Regions from separate parts of the Homo sapiens genome. Here region 2 is linked to region 1. A link is an interaction called in ENCODE POLR2A ChIA-PET data of the cell type or tissue named here. Cell type or tissue: HepG2. All regions are shown on one strand. Each heading gives the region's core, and the rest is flanking DNA. Links, peaks and the distances in the headings are about the cores only.

Region 1 (8,327 bases), core at 61-8,060:
TGAGACTCTGTCTCAAAATACACACATACACACACACACACAGATTTTTTTCTGAGATGGAGTCTCGCTCTGTTGCCCAGGGTGGAGTGCAGTGGCTTGATCTTGGCTCACTGCAACCTCTGCCTCCCAGGTTCAAGCGATCCTCCTGCCTCAGCCCGCCAGTAGCTGGGATTACCAGCACGTGCCACTATGCCTGGCTAATTTTTGTATTTTTAGTAGAGATGGGGTTTCGCCATGTTGGCCAGGCTGGTCTCAAACTCCTGACCTCAGGTGATCTACCCTCATCAGCCTCCCAAAGTGCTGGGACTACAGACATGAGCCACCACGCCCGGCCTCAAATCTGGTCTTTAAAATACTTCATGTTCTTTCTTTCTTTTTTTTCTTAAAGACAGGGTCTCACTCTGATTGCCCAGGCTGGAGTGCAGTTGTGCAATTTCAGCACACTGCAGCCCTGACCTCCCCAGGCTCAGGTGATTCTTCCACCTCAGCCTCTCAAATAGCTGGGGGTACTACAGGCAAAGACAGGGTTTTGCCATGTTGCCCAGGCTGGTCTTGAACTCCTGGACTCAAGCAATTCACCCACCTCGGCCTCCCAAAGTGCTGGGATTATAAACGTGAGCCACTGTGTCGGACCATCTTTCTGGAAATACTACTGATAAACCTTAAATCTGTAGCTGAATGGAATTCCTAGAAGAACAACATGTTACTAGCTTTAAGATTTATGTCCGCAGTATCTGCCACTGGGCTACAGTAGTATTTACTAACTGCAGAGAAGCGGGCTGCCTCTGGAGTAACAGCCTCCACAAGCACTGACTAAGAAACCACTCCCTTCCCACTGAAGCAACACTGTTTCGAATCTGGTTCTACCAGGCCTATTCGTTTCCTTCTGTTTAAGATAATTTTCAATAGAGTAAAATGAATCATGAGGGATGGAAAAGTCTGTTAGGTTATCTAGACCATTCCCCTCAGGACCCTAGAACATGGAAAACTTTTATAGAGCTATTAATAAACTAATGGTTATGAATATCTTAGAGTCTAATCGTTCTTTTAGACTGGGTGCCTCTCAAACATTCATAGTTAGATTCTGAGTACTTCAATTTCTCAATTCAGTTGTGAATGTCCTAGCCTCATGAAAAAGATGAATGAAAAAAAAAATCAATGAAGAAACTGGCCAATAAAATGCAGGAAGCTTCAATTTTCAAAATTCCAGCTGGCCCCACGAGTACACTGTTAGTAAGCCCTGAATTTAAAACCCAAGAAATCACATGGAAATTTTAAAAACTTAACGTTATCCATTACATACAAAACTAATCAGGTCCAAAAAGCAAAATTCACAGTTTCTAGGCGTTTCATTTTCCTTCACTGGACAAGGCACTAACACAGGGCAAAATGGCTGCCATCCCGCTGGTTAAAGCAGGAATACTCAAGGCTCAGATTTAACTTGCAAACCCCAGAGCTCCTAGAAAATCAAAAAGTGCCAATAACACAGAAGAGAGGGTTAAGAAAATTTCCAAATTTCATACAACTAGGTACCTTGATTGTTAAATTTGGAATAGGACTTTTCCTTAGTTATATAAGGAACTTAAATCTCTATCTAAAAAAGAAAAAAACAAAAAATTTAACAGAATGAAACATAATTTTGTGCACACAGACTTAAGCTATCTATTTATAAGTGGCCATGATAAAATGAAGTTAAACAGGCTACCAATGTCATATTAAACAAAAAATGCAGAAATCATGAACAACCACATGGCTTTTTTTTTTTTTTTTTTTTTTTTAAGATGGAGTCTTGCTCTTTCACCAGGCTGGAGTGCAGTGGCACTATCTCAGCTCACTGCAACCTCTGCCTCCCAGGTTCAAGTGATTTTCCTGCCTCAGCCTCCCAAGTAGCTGGGACTATAGGCACACGCCACCACACCTGGCTAATTTTTATTATTATTTTTTTTGAGACAAGAGTCTTGCTCTGTCACCCAGCTGGAGTGCAGTGGCGCGGTCTCAGCTCACTGCAAGCTCCACCTCCCAGGTTCACGCCATTCTCCTGCCTCAGCCTCCCGTGTAGCTGGGACTACAGGCACCCGCCACCATGCCGGGCTTATTTTTCGTATTTTTAGTAGAGACAGGGTTTCACCGTGTTAGTCAGGATGGTCTCAATCTCTAATTTTTGTATTTTTAGTAGAGACGGGGTTTCACCATATTGGCCAGGATGGTCTTGATCTCTTGACCTTGTGATCCACCCACCTCGGCCTCCCAAAGTGCTGGGATTACAGGCATGAGCCACCGCGCCCAGCCCTTTTTTTTTTTTTTTAAACCAGCCCCCACTTTCGTCCCTGACTCTTGCTCAATAGAAGAATTCCAATTTGTAGTCCAAAACCGAAGCAGCTGTACTCAAAGTTTCACTACTCCGGAATAGTTTCCTCACTTAGTTTCAAAGGTCACATAGGTGGCTAATTACATAAAATTTAAACTTTAACTCGGGGTTATGAATAAGCTGTAACCTGTGTGAAGGAAACCTGAACACACATTACTGCAACACTAGAAAACTGCACATTTTCTGAACAAATCCTGTCACTTCTTAAAGAATTTAAGAACTGTACCTTGTGATGTGCAGAAAAACACCTCTTAGTATCTTACACTTTAAAAGTGCAGGCCAAGGCCAGGAGCAGTGGCTCATGCCTGTAATCCCAGAACTTTGGGAGGCCAAGGCGGGGAATTACCTGAGGTCAGGAGTTCAAGACCAGCCTGGCCAACATGCCGAAACCCCATCTCTACTAAAAATATAAAAATTAGCCAGTCGCAATGGCAGGTACCTGTAGTCCCAGCTACTTGGGAGGCTGAGGCAGGAGAATCCCTTGAACCCGGGAGGCAGAGGTTGCAGTGAGCCGAGACCGTGCCATTGCACTCCAGCCTGGGCAACAGAGCAAGACTCAGTCTCAAAAAACAAAAAAATTAATTAAAAAATAAATAAATAAAATAAAAATGTATGCCAATACCATGCATTCTGTAGCTTAATTGAATGTCAGACTGCAGTTACTCTGTATTTTGTGTGTCTGTGTATATATACACATATACACAACATACATGAGTATGCATACAAATACAAACATTTTTAAAGGACATCGTTGTTAAAAGTTAAAGTAGCTAGCTGGATCCTTATCTCCCTTTTCCTGCTCTCCATTAATTTTTAGTTTTTTCTTAAGATCATTTTATTTGAAAAATATCAGAAAAGCATACACAAAAAAAGTATCACTCATAATTATCACTTTTTTTGGAAGTATACCTAATAAGAAGTAAAAGTTCCTTACTCTAACCCCTCTAAACCCAATTCTAGATGAAATTGCCACTAAAATCAATGCGTTTTTCCTATGTATAAAAATATATACACATTTTATTTATTTTTATTCTTTAAAAGGCAGGGTCTTGCTCTGTTTGCCCAGGCTGGAGTGCAGGAGTGCTGTCCTAGCCCACAGCAGCCTTGGACTACTAGGCTCAAACAATCCTCCCATTGCAGCCTCCCAAGTAGCTAGAACTACAGGCATGCACAACCATCCCTGGCTAATTTTTGTATTTTTTGTAAAGATGGGGTCTCACTACATTGCCCAAGTTGGTCTCGAACTCCTGTCCTCAAGCAATCCTCCTGCCTCAGCCTTCCAAAGTGCTAAGATTACAGGCATGAGCCACTATACCCAGCTCACACCCTTTTTAAAAAAAGAAATGAAATCATGCTATACATAGTGTCACAGCCTATTTTCACTTAATATATTACAGATATTTTTTAGCTCAGTACATTTATAGCTCTAGCTCTTTTAGTAGACTTATTTTTTTTAGCAGTTTTAGGTTCACAGCAAAATTGAACAGAAGGTACAGAGATTTCTCTCATACACTCTGCCCCCACACACTCTAGCTCACTTTTTTAACGGAAGAATAGTAAGAATAAATCATAATTTCACTATTTTTCTATTGACAAGTGTTTAAGTTGTTTCCATCTTTTGTTCTTACAAATAATACTTCGATTAATATCTCTCTACATATGTTTTTACCATTCATCCTATTGAGGGACAGATTCCTAGACATATAATGTTGGGTGCCAGGTTACACAAAATTAACCCTGCTTTGAGTTACTGTTAAATTAGCTTCTAAAAAAAGATGGTATCAATGAATATTTCCACTAAGTATTTTTAAATTACTCTAGTGTTGTACAGTCATCATTCAATTACTTCCCAGAAATATTTCACTGTTTTAAGCCAAACTTTAATTTGTATTACCAACTGAATCAATAATCAATCATCAAAGTTAAACATACAAGTTTATTGCCTCTATATAAAGGGCCCCTGTCCAGTAGAAAACGAAATTCATTGTTTAGAAAGTGATGTTTTCACTGAAGCCAAGGAAAGAAAGGATTTCACCAAAGTTGGTGGTTAATAGTACCACGAAGGTCAAAAAAGAAGGGAGTAAAAATAAGGAGGTAAGGTGAACCGAACCTCCGAGTAAGCAGTTTCAGAAAAGTAGTAAATACAGCCAAATAGAGTGGTATATTTTTTAATTGTTTTGTATTATAGGTAATGTGTTTCTAAATTATTTATACATAAAACCAGTTATAACTTGACAAGAGATGTCTCATTTATTTTTCTTTCTTTACTGCCTCCTACATTGGCCCTGAAAAGTGAAACATGGGGCTGTGATAAGTTCATAATACGTTTTAAAAATATTCCTATTTAAGAACAGCCCACTCCCTCCTCGTCCCTCCTCTCCCATACAAAAAAAAGGGACAGAACTAACATTTACTGGGCACCTATTATCTATCTGCAAGGCAATCAGGAAATACTTTGCATGCATTAATGTATTTAATCCTAGCAAGAATGTGACCTCCTATTTTCCAGATAAGGACATTGAGAGGCCCAGAGAACAAAATAACTTGCCCAAAAATAAGTGCTAGAAAATCTACATTGGTCTGGTTCTTCACTCTGCTTCACTTACAGAAGGTAAATATGTGGAACATATGTCACCCCTGCAACAATTACTATTCAGTGACAGGACTTCTGAATCACTGATCTCAGGCATGGCCTCAGAATTCTTCACAACTCATGTAACAAACATTTACATGTACCCCCTGAACCTAAAATAAAAGTTGAAATTTTTTTAAAAAAGAATTTTTCACAACACGGAACTCCCACCAACAGGGGAGGAATAAGCATCTAAAACTATATGCTGTACCTGAAGTAAACCATGCCGCCTCTCACTTGATACTAGTTAACGATATTTCTGAACAGCAGGACCAACTTTTGCTATACTTATGCATATTTGCACATGTGTGCATATACAATAAGCTGTCTCCATCTTATGTGAAGAAGGAAGTACATCTGGTTGGCAGGGATTAGAATAAGATAATACAATCAGTGCAGAATGGAAACAAAGTTGACAGGCACTGCCACCTGCTATATTCAGTTGTACTCATTTCCACAGAAAGAACTGTAAAATGAAGAGAAGGAATTCTGCTTTTATTTCTACCATGCTATACACAAGTCCTCAATAAATCTTATTTTAGGCCGGGCACAGTGACTCACAGCTATAATCCCACACTTTGAGAGGCCGAGGCGGGTGGATCACTTGAGGTCAGGAGTTCAAGACCAGCTGGCCAACATGGTGAAACCCCGCCTCTACTAAAAATACAAAAAACTAGCTGGGCACGGTGGCACACGCCTGTAATCTCAGCTACTTGGGAGTCAGAGGCAGGAGAATCACTAGAACCCAGGAGGCAGAGGTTGCAGTGAGCCCAGATAGCGTTATGAAAAAAAAAAAAAAAAGTCTGCCTCCAAAAAATAAAAGTTACAGGTGTGAGTAACCATGCCTGGCCCAAAATGTTATCTTCAGCAGAGGAGCTCAAGACCAGCCTGGCCAACATGGCAAGACACTATCTGTAAAAAAATTTTTTTTAATTAGCCAGGCATGGTGGCACATGCCTGTAGTCCCAGCTACTCGGGAGGCTGGGGTGAGATGATCACTTGAGCTCAAGAAGTCAAGGCTGTAGTGAGCTGTGATGGCGCCACTGCACTCTAGGCTGGGTGACAGAACGGAGGGGAGGGGGAGGGAGGGGAGAGGAGGGGAGAGGAAGGAAAGGAAGAAAGAAAGAAGGAGGGAGGGAGGGAGGGATGAAGGGAGGAAGGGAGGAAGAGAGCAAGCAAGCAAGTATTGGTAAGTACAGGAAGAAATGGAACTCTCATACGTTGCCAAAAGGTCTGTAAATCGGTATAAACACTTTGGAAAACTGGTAATACCACTGAAGCTGAACATTCGCATACCCTAAGACCAAGCAATTCCACTACTAGTAATTTTATCTAAAATATGGGCACCACAAAACATATACAAAACATTCGCAAAAGCCAAAACTGGAAACAAACCAAATGCTCACCAACAATAGAATAAATGAATGTGGTACAGTCATACAAGCTGGTCTTGAACTCCTGGGCTCAAGTGATTCTCCCATCTTGGCCTCCCAAAGTGCTAGTATTACAGTCATAAGAAACCACACCTGGTACTACTCCAGCTTTTAAGAAAGTTATTCAGCCAGGCGCGGTGGCTCACGCCTGTAATCCCAGCACTTTGGGAGGCCAAGGCGGGCAGATCATGAGGTCAGGAGTTCGAGATCAGCCTGGCTAACACAGTGGAACCCCTTCTCTACTAAAAATACAAAAAATTAGCCGGGCGTGGTGGCACGCACCTGTAGTCCCAACTACTCAGGAGGCTGAGGCAGGAGAATTGCTTGAACCTGGGAAGTGGAGGTTGCAGTGAACTGAGATCACGCCATTGCACTCCAGCCTGGGTGACAGACTCCGTCTCAAAAAAAAAAAAAAAAAGAAAAAGAAAGTTATCTGAGGCCAGGTGCAGTGGCTCACGCCTGTAATCCCAGCACTTTGGGAGACCAAGACAGGTGAATCACAAGGTCAGGAGTTTGAGACCAGCCTGGCCAACATGGTGAAACCCCGTCTGTACTAAAAATACAAAAAATTAGCTGGGCGTAGTGGCAGGCACCTGCAATCCCAGCTATTTGGGTGGCTGACGCGGGAGAATCGCTTGAACCCAGGTGGCGGAGGTTGCAGTGAGCTGAGACCGTGCTACTGCACTCCAGCCCTAGTGACGGAATATCTGAATAGAAAAGTGACTGGAAGGGAATTTACTTAAATACCATTAGTGTTTACACTTGGGTGTTAGGATTAAGGAAATATTCATTTTCTTCTTTAATTTCCTTTTTTTTTTTTGAGATGGAGTCTCACTCTGTCACCAGGCTGGAGTGGCAGTGGCATGATCTCACTGCAATCTCTGCCTCCCAGGTTCAAGCGATTCCCCTGCCTCAGCCTCCTGAGCAACTGGGACTACAGGCGCGAACCACCACGCCTGGCTAATTTTTTGTATTTTAGTAGAGACGAGGTTTCACCATGTTGGCCAGGATGGTCTCGATGTCCTGACCTCGTGGTCTGCCAGCCTCCTCCTCCCAAAGCGCTGGAATTACAAGCGTGAGCCACCATGCCCAGCCTCCTTTTTTTTTTTTTTTTTTTTAAAGGCTGAGTCTCACTCTGTCGCCCAGACTGGAGTTCATTGGCACTACCTCAGCTCACTGCAACCTCTGCCTCCCAGGCTCAAGTGATTCTCCTGCCTCAGCCTCCTGAGTAGCTGGGACTACAGGCGTGTGCCACTATGCCCAGCTAATGTTTGTATTATTAGTAGAGACAGGGTTTCATCCACATTGGCCAGGCTGGTCTCGAACTCCTGGACTCAAGTGATCCTCCCACCTCAGCCTCCCAAAGTGCTGGGATTACAAGTGTGAGACACCATGACCGGCCCAACATGTGCTATTTTTATAATGAGGGAAAAGCTATTTTTGAAACATTAATAGGCTGAGAGCGGTGGCTCATGCTTGTAATCCCAGCACTTTGGGAGGCCGAGGCTGGCGGATCACCTGAGGTCAGGAGTTCGAGAACAGCCTGGCCAACATGACGAAACCCCTTCTCTACCAAAAATACAAAAATTAGCTGGCGTGATGGCGGGTGGCTGTAACCCCAGCTACTTGAGAGGCTGAGGCAGGAGAATTGCTTGAACCTGGGGAGCGGAAGTTGCGGTGAGCCAAGATTGCGCCACTGCACTCCAGCCTAGGTGACAGCGAGACTCTGTCTCAAAAATAAATAAAAAAGGGGGAAAAAAAAAAACTTTAACAGCTTGGCATAAGACATTGAAATTGTCTCTTAACCTTAATTAATTTACCCATGACTCTATCTTGGTGGAGGATGTATATGTAGCATTGACACCTCTGGGACAGGCACGGTGGCTCACGCCTA
Region 2 (8,327 bases), core at 11-8,010, 1.3 Mb before region 1:
AAATAGTCTGCCCCTTTGATTCTGAAGCCTACCTTGGGGACCCGCTTAGTGACTCGGGGCCCAGGGACTCCAGAGAACGACCTTCTAGCATAGGAGTGAGGATGGGGAAAGGGCATGTGTGTGTGAAAGTTCTGGCCCACAGCAGTGCTTGCCCAAGTCATCTTAAAAAAAAAAAATTGTAGAGGCGGTGGTCTCACTATGTTGCCCAGGCTGATCTTGAACTCCTGGCTTCAAGTGATCCTCCCATCTTGCCCTCCCAAAGTACTGAGATTACAGGTGTGAGCCATTGCAACCAGCCTGCCAGGCCATATTTGAAGCCCCCTCCGACATGGAGTCAGGGCAGACAGGGGGTGGGCAGGTAGATGGGAGGAGAGGCAGCATGGATGCCTGCAGGAATCTGGAAGGTAGCAGCATACCTCCCTCTGTCCCCTCTCACTGCCAGGGCAGACTCAGGCCACATGGTCCCCAGCCCAGTGTTGTGATTAATCAGGGATGGATGTGAAGATGTGACAAACAAGCTGCATTGACTCTTTTTTTTTTTTTTTGAGATTGTCTCTTCTGTCACCCAGGCTGCAGTGCAGTGGCATGATCTTTGCTCACTGCAACCACCACCTCCTGGGTTCAAGCAATTCTCATGCCTCAGCCTCCTGAGTAGCTGGGACTACAGGTGCATGCCACCACGCCCAGCTAATTTTTTTTTTTTTTTTGTATTTTTAGTAGAGACGGGGTTTTGCCATGTTGGCCAAGCTGGTCTCAAACTCCTAACCTCAAGTGATCTGCCCATCTCAGCCTCCCAAAGTGTTGGGATTACAGACGTGAGCCGTGAGACTTCATTTACTATTAACAAACCTGTGTTGAGCACCTACGCACTGTGTCCAGTACTGTGCAAGGCTCTGGGTGAACCTCAGCTGCTCCCGCGGGTGTCCAGCCAGGATTGGCCTTCCTGAGCCTCCCCACACATGCAGTGGACACCTATGGACCAGGCTCTGAGCTGGGGCTTTTATGCTTTGGCTTCCTTAGCCACCTGCAGCCTCCCACATGGCCAGGGAGAGCCCAAGGGTGGCCCCAGCTTTGGTGTTGCTTTGCCACAAGTGCCTAGCATGTATCATGGCTGTGAGGCCTTGAATATTTTATCCAGGTAGCTATTCATCCAGCAACCATTATTTTCTGATGTGGTGCCACCTTCAAGGAGCTCACAAGATGTTGGGGACCAGCGAAGAGGCAAAAGGACAGGCTATGCTTTTAGGACCACTGTCCCTGCATTCTCTAAGCAGAAGGAAGCCACATAGGGCATGTGAGCTGGGGAATGGCAGCCTCTGGGCTATGGCGAGGGTACAGGACAGGTTTCAGAGGCTGTAAGGGGGAGGATCAGCATCTGACAGCAGGGGCTTGCCTCAGAGGAGTCCTGAGCAGATTGCCTTTTCCTGGGGGAGGCTGTGTCGGTGGGCATTAGAAGCAAAGTGAGACAAGGGCCACTGCTTGGGGAGGGTCCACCTGCAGCCGAGTGCCCTATTTGACCCTTGGATGCTTAAGAATCTGGAGGTGTTTGTTCTTTCCAGGCCAGTGGGGAAAGAAAACTGGTAGGATTTAGGTTATACCTGAAAAAGGATCCCTCTTCCCCAGCCCTCATATCATGCGGCTCCCTCCCCACCCAGCCTGTCTGTTGCCTTCTGCTGGAGCAAAGGGGCTCCCTGGGAACTCTCTGGACACCAGGAGAAACTGCACCTTCCTCCTTGCTCTCTGGAGGGACAGCATTTCATCAGTGGCTGGGTCCTCACTCCTCTAGGAAGGGGCTTCCTTTCCAGGCACACTGTGTCCGGCATGGGCTGGCCATTCTTTTACCATCGTCTTCCACACTGTGGCCCTCCTCAGGCCTGAGTTTTGGGGACTGAGCCCCTTGTTGAGAAAAAAGGAGCTGCGTAAAATGAGGAAGGCAGCTGGGAGGCTGAGGTAGGAGGAGGTCAGGAGTCCATTCTGGGACTTGTTGAGTTTGTAGTGATCATTAGATATCAGAGAAGAAGAGAGGAGGGGAGAGGAGGGGAGAGCCCTTCCACCTGCCCAGCAGTGCCCCTCCCGGGAAAGGCATTCTCTGGTGCCGAGTGCCTCCACTGATGGGGACTCAGCACTTCTAGAGATGGCTCACGTGTTCTCAGATGGGGCCAAGTCCTTCTGTGAAGCCAAAAATCTTTCATGGAGGATTTGCTTCTTTTGAGGAAAAGGGGAGGAGGGGCTGTGCAGAGCTGCAGGGGCCGCCACGGTCGTGCAGAGATCTGGTCTTCAGGAGCCTTTCTCCTCCCCACTCCTCTGGCACAGTCTCAGCCTTGCAGTCCTTTCTGATCACTCTCTGCAGAGTCTGGCTGAGACCCTAACCAGAGTCCTGTGTCCTAGCCTTGAGGCCAGCGCCTCTCAGACCTGGGCAGGGATTTATCTGGTCCCATGAGAACAAGTTTGAGATATGCTAAGCTCCGGGGTTGGTGGCTAAGTGTGGGAGGGGGTTCAAGAAAGGAGGGCTGGGGGAGCAGGGGAGGTTGAGGAAGAGGGTGGGAATGAACTGCTCCCTCAGTTTTCTCAGCTGTTCGATGGGAACACCACCACCTGCTGTGGCAGGCAGAGAAGTATCTGGAGCAAGACTGCTGGGGGTGGCATCTGTCCCAGCTTGGTGACTTAGACAAGTTAATCGAGCCTCAGTTTCCTCACCTGCAACATGGGAATAACGTCCTCACTCAGATTAAATGAACTGATGTGTGTGAAGCACTCAGGGCCGGACTTGGCTTGTGTTGAGAATCCCATATGGGAGCAGGCAGACAGGAGCTGCTGTGGTTGCTCAGTCTTTTCCTAGCACCCTCCCCCCAGTATCTTTTTCCCTCTGTGTTCCTGTGGCCCTGCAGGTGTAGGGGGCCACCCCCTTGAGGACAGCCCTGCCCACTCACACCCAGGTGGACCGGCCGGGCTGCATAGCTGGAGTTACTCGGCTCAGCCCCCCCAGGGCTGGGAAGAGGGCAGGAGGGGCTGAGGCAGCTGCTGGGGACTCCTGGGTGGGCTGCCTGGGCCTGTTTCCTCGCCTTTGGTAAGGCCTGGCCCTGTGGGGGCATGTCTCTCTCCCACCCCCATGCACGGGAAGGGGCCATATTTGGGGCTAGGGCACACAGGATCACCCAGACTTTAAAGCTTAAGCCTTTTGGAGGCCACATGCCACCCAAACAGACTCAAGTCAACCTTGGATCCTAAAACTGGCTACGGGGAGGGGAAGTGTGGGGCCCTCCAAGAGACTCTAGGCTCTTGGGCTGAGCCTTGTGGTCCATGACCCTGAGGAGTTCCTGCAGATAACTGTATTCCAATGTTTTTGTTTTTGTTTGAGATGGAGTTTTGCTCTGTTGCCCAGGCTGGAGTACAATGGTGTGATCTCGGCTCACCACAACCTCTGCCTCCTGGGTTCAAGCAATTCTCTTGCCTCAGCCTCCCAAGTAGCTGGGATTACAGGCATGTGCCACCACACCCAGCTAATTTTGTATTTTTAGTAGAGACAGGGTTTCGCCATGTTGGTCAGGGTGGTCTTGAACTCCCGACCTCAGGTGATCAGCCTGCCTCAGCCTCCCAAAGTGTTGGGATTACAGGCGTGAACCACCGTGCCTGGCCAATGTTATTAATTCCCTTTGTAGCCCCATGTATTTTTCTTTTATGCATTGAGGAAGTATTTTTGAGAACAGGTCATAGGTTTTCCAGACTGCGAAAGGGGCCTAAGGCTGAAAGTGGTGAAGAGCTCTGGCCTCATCCTCCATCTCTCGCCCATGCAGGGCCAAGTCCCAGGCAAAGAGGAGCCCCAGATGCAGACCCAAGAGGAGACAGGCACTGGAAGGACCTCACCAGCCCCAGATCACAGGGCCACCCCAAGTGGACAGAGGACAGTCCATGGCGGCCTCCACTGAGCACCTGCGCCCTCCCCGCAGTGCCCATCACTGAGTGCACAGGTGTGAGGCTGCGTTGTGTGCTAGAAACAGAGCCTCAGGGAGGGGAACTGACTTCAGACAGGGCAAAGCGCAGAGTCAACTGCAAATCCCTGTTCCTCAATGAAAAAGCAAGTCATCTTTTTAAAAAGTAATTGCTGACAAAAAGTCATGACTATCATTAAAAAGTCCAGGTCATCCTCGTTCCCAGTGGCCCTGCTCTTTCTACCACTGTGTGTCAGGGAATGTTTTCTGAGGGAGGGGACTTTGGGAAGGAGCAGGTCAGGGTAGAGAGAGAGCTGCAGAAAGGGCTAGAGAGCCACTTGTACCAGGGCTCACAGACAGGGGCTGGCTGAGCAGCGGAGGGAATGGGAACCCAGTTAACAAGTGATGTCACCTCTAAATTGGGCATTGGAGTGGAAGGGCAGAAGTGCCTGGAACATGCTTCGGGGCACCAAAGAGGGAGACAGGAACAGCCTCAGAGAGAATGGGCTGATGTGACTGGAGGAGCTGGAAAGGGCCCGAAGCTGGAAGGAAGGACAGACTCATCCACCTCTGGTGCCAGGCTGAAGGGTTAACATCGTCTCTGTGCTTGGTAGGAGGCTGAGTCTGTTTTAGACAGAAAGACCACCCTAGCAGCCACACAGAAGAAGGATTAGGAAGGCAGAGAACAGAGGCAGAATTCAGAGGTGGGGCCAGCTGTGGTGGGGAACATGAGAGCTGTGGGTTGTTTTAGAGAGAGTGTTAACCTGACTTCATGGCCAGCTAGATGAGTGGAGGCTGGAGAGACAGACACAGGGACTCCTAGGTTTCCAGCCTAGCTGAAGAGATGGAATCGGGAGAGAGGAGGTGGAGATGTTTTCCTTGGGCATGTTGAGTCTGAGGTCTCTGTGGACCCTCCCAGAGGGTCCTAAGATTCTCACCTAGATTCCTACCTCTCCTCTTAAGATTCCCGGGGACAGTGAAGAATGTGGCTCAAGACCAAGTTACGTCTGGGCACAGTGGGCTGTCAGGAGGGACTTGAAGCAGGAGTATGAGACTTGCCTGGCAGTTTCTAAGTGGCAGAGGGTGGGCTGGGGGGGTCATGGGAGGGCCCTGGTGCTCCTCCCTCTATTAGCAGAGGAGAGGCTGGTGACAGATGTCCCAGGACACAGGTCAGAGCAGCCAGGGGTCAGGCGAGGACATCCTGGGAAGCTGTGGTTTGGGACTGTATTTTCAGTGACGGTCAGCTGGTCAGGGCAGGACAGGGAACTCATTCCTGCAAGGCAGAGCTCTTCTGGGGCCCCGCAGGCAGCTCCAGGATTATGTTTTCTCTTTGGAGTCCTCTGTCAAATGAGTTGGGTCCTTCTGGGCCTGGAGAGCAGCCCCCCCACCTCTTTCCCAGGCCACTGCACCTAGCCAGTCTCTAGGAGCGAGTTGGAGCCTGCCCTGGGTCCTGCATGGGTGGCCCCTCTAGCTAGTCAGGAAAGTTCCACCTCTCCTTCACTGCCCTCAGGCCAGCCTGTGAGGGGGATGCTGCCTCTCCACCCCCCATTTCACAATGGAGGAAACAGATCAAGACATTGTCCCACATCTCAGAGGCTGACTCTGAGGCCAGTGCTCACTCCCTGCAATACCTGAGTCATGGGAGGGGGAAGGGCTGGCTAGAGTGGGCTCAGAGACCCCTGCAAGCCGTGGGTCAGTCTTTCAGGTTGCCCTTCAGACACCTGCCTTACCCAGGTTACTAATGGGTACAGGCTCTATTGGGGTGGGGTACCTGGAGCAGCCAGTGAAGTGGAGAAAGGGGAGAAGGGAAGGAGTATGTCTCACCGTAGAACAGGCTCACACCACAATCCTCCCAGCAGCCTGCTGAGGGGACTGAATGAGACAATGGAGATCCAGCTCCCAGCCCAGTGTGCAGTGGCCTCTGGGAAGCACACAGACAGGGCAGCCCTTACTCCTTTCTTCCCCCAGGGCCCAGGAGCTGACATCCATCTCTGACCTGCTCCAACATAGCTCACATGTAGTGAGAAGTGGGGTGTGGTGTGGTGGGCAATTCCCAGCCCCAAAGACTCGCTTTCCCCGGCCTCCATGAACACTTCTAGTGGCCCATGCAGCTCACCTCGAGCAGGTGGGAAGGAGAAGGAGAATCAGCCTTGCTAATCCTCCTGGAGGTGTGACTGGCTGACAGCCTGGAGCCTCCCAGAAGTTCCATTTGGTTTAAAAGAGAATCCTTCTTAACCAGAATGGTGTTCTCTTGGTGAAATTGCAGGCAGCCTAACCAAGGGGAGCAAACAACACCTAGGCAAGAGGGAGACACGTTGTGTTTTCTTTGGTGGCAGGGACTAGGGTAATAACAAGGCTATTTCTCTCTACCTGCTTTCTCCCAGAAGATGGGCTGGGGACAGAGCACCAGCCTGGAGCCCCTTGTGTTCCTGGATATTGCCTAGCTTTGGGGTGAGACAAGACAGTGGAAGGAAGGTGGCCTGAGCATCCCAGGGCAGCTTTTGGTGGAGGGTCCAGAGAAAACGTGGAGGGGCTGTTGGGAAGAAGGGGGTGGGGAGGAGAGGAGAGCTGGAAAAGTGATTAGCAGCTCTGATGAGGTTGCAGTCGGGCCTGGCGGCCCCAGGGCAACACAAGAGAAAAAAGGAGCTGTTATTCACAGAGGGTGGACAAAGATGGCTGCCTGACTGAGGCAGCCCCCCAGCCCATCCCAAGGCAGCCAGGTCACAGGGGGTACCGGCAGGCCCCACGCCCTTGGCATGGATACCCCTCATGGGGATTGGGAATGGGACTGAGGCTGTAGGGAAAACATTGGGAGCCTGCGTCCTATGTCCAGTTCCCAGCTCCCCCGGACCTTCTTTGAGAGCAGGAGAGGCCCAGGAGCCACCCCCAACCTCCTGGGGTAGTAGATGGGCTGTTTGATCAGTGAGTGTGTAAATTGGGATTTTATGGATCGCTTATTCACGGCTGGAGCTGGGGCCCCCAAATTCCTCTGTGCCCCAGAATGCTTAATCTAGTCTTGAGCTTCCCCCTGAGAGGCAGACGGGAGGAGAGCTCCCCACAGGCCCCCACCCCTCCTGCTGTGTCCCCTCCCAAGGCCCCAGGCTTTGTCAGTTGCAGGTTGAGCGGTTCAAATGTGCTAATACACTCCCTGGGGGCCACCGGACAGTGGGACTTACTCCTCAGTGCTGTGATTGGCCAGAGAGACCACAGGAGGGGGGTTTCTGGCAGCAGCTGGGAGTGTGTGTGTCTGCGCACCCACCCACCGGCATGTGCGCCTGTGTGAGGGGAGGAGGGGGCTGGGGGTGTCCACCCTGCTCAGACCACTGGGCAGAGACAAAGGACCTTCATCTAGCCTGGGACGAGGATTAAGCCCACCAGCCATGTCCCTACCTGGTCAAGCTGGTTAGGAAGTCCACTGCCCACCTCTACATCCTCCTATTACACTGTGACATGGTGGGGGCTTATTCAATGTGTGTTGAATGGATGGATGGATGAGTGACCACAAGAGTGACTGCATTTCTAACTGGGGTGTGTCTGCTGGGATAATCCGGCACCAACAGATTCCTCCATCTCCCCTTAGGATTCTGAAGTATCCGCCCCCCACCAACAGAGACTCACTTTAGCCCAGGCCTGACCAGACATCAAGGCTGGACATGAGAGACTGGCCAGGCCTCGGGGGACACAGCTGTGACCCCCGGACTGTGTTACCACTTGAGAGTGCTTTCACTGTGGTCACGTTTCTCCCTCTCTGCTGGCCCCCATCTGTCCTTGGGATTGGATGAGGATGAGGATGGTGGGCGGGGTGGGGGAGGGGTGTTGAGCAGCTGATGGGGGAGGGCAGCGCAGCCCAAAGGCCAGATGACAGAGTGCCCTGTCCTACCTTCCTCTCCTCCTCCTCCGCCTGTCCCTCCTCTCCTGAGGCAGGGCAGACAGGCGGGGCTGGGGCGGAGGGAGTTGACTCAGCTAGCCCATCCTCCCTCCCCTGGTTCTAGGGAAAGCTCCAGTCCAGGGTAGCTGTAAAACTGCCTGGGAATCCTAGGAAAAGAAGCCTGCAGGGCACGGTGGCTCACTCCTGTAATCCCAGCGCTTTGGGAGGCTGAGGTGGGTGGATCACCTGAGGTCAGGAGTTCGAGACCAGCATGGCCAACATGGTGAAACCCTGTCTATACTAAAAATACAACAATTAGCCAGGTATGGTGGTGCACGCCTGTAATCCCAGCTACTCAGGAGGCTGAGGCAGGAGAATCAATCACTTGAACCCAGGAGGTGGAGGTTGCAGTAAACGGAGATCACGCCACTGCACTTCAGCCTGGGTGATAAGAATGAAACTCTGTCTATAAAAAAAAAAAAAAAAAGAAGTCTAGATCCGCAGGAAGTCTACCTAAAGACCTTAAGAAG

The links. Peaks named below come from ENCODE experiments on the same cell type or tissue, not always from the same donor. Only the 100,000 strongest peaks of a DNase experiment are listed, where the experiment ranks them.
Region 2: POLR2A ChIA-PET joins it to region 1 with 5 read pairs; 2 of 35 experiments call an interaction of 5 or more read pairs at or near these places.

The regions. Positions count from the first base shown.
Region 1 is chr12:50,543,149-50,551,475 of GRCh38, reverse strand. All of the region lies in intron 1 of DIP2B (disco interacting protein 2 homolog B), which reads right to left. Among named protein-coding and RNA genes, the nearest start is that of DIP2B, 42 kb to the right of the region's middle. RefSeq lists a silencer at 656-950. In HepG2, for the core only: no CTCF peak of the experiment used is centred there; DNase peaks (open chromatin) are centred at 2,415 and 4,907.
Region 2 is chr12:51,835,763-51,844,089 of GRCh38, reverse strand. All of the region lies in intron 1 of FIGNL2 (fidgetin like 2), which reads left to right. Among named protein-coding and RNA genes, the nearest start is that of FIGNL2-DT, 8.3 kb to the left of the region's middle. RefSeq lists an enhancer at 7,059-8,010. In HepG2, for the core only: no CTCF peak of the experiment used is centred there; no DNase peak of the experiment used is centred there.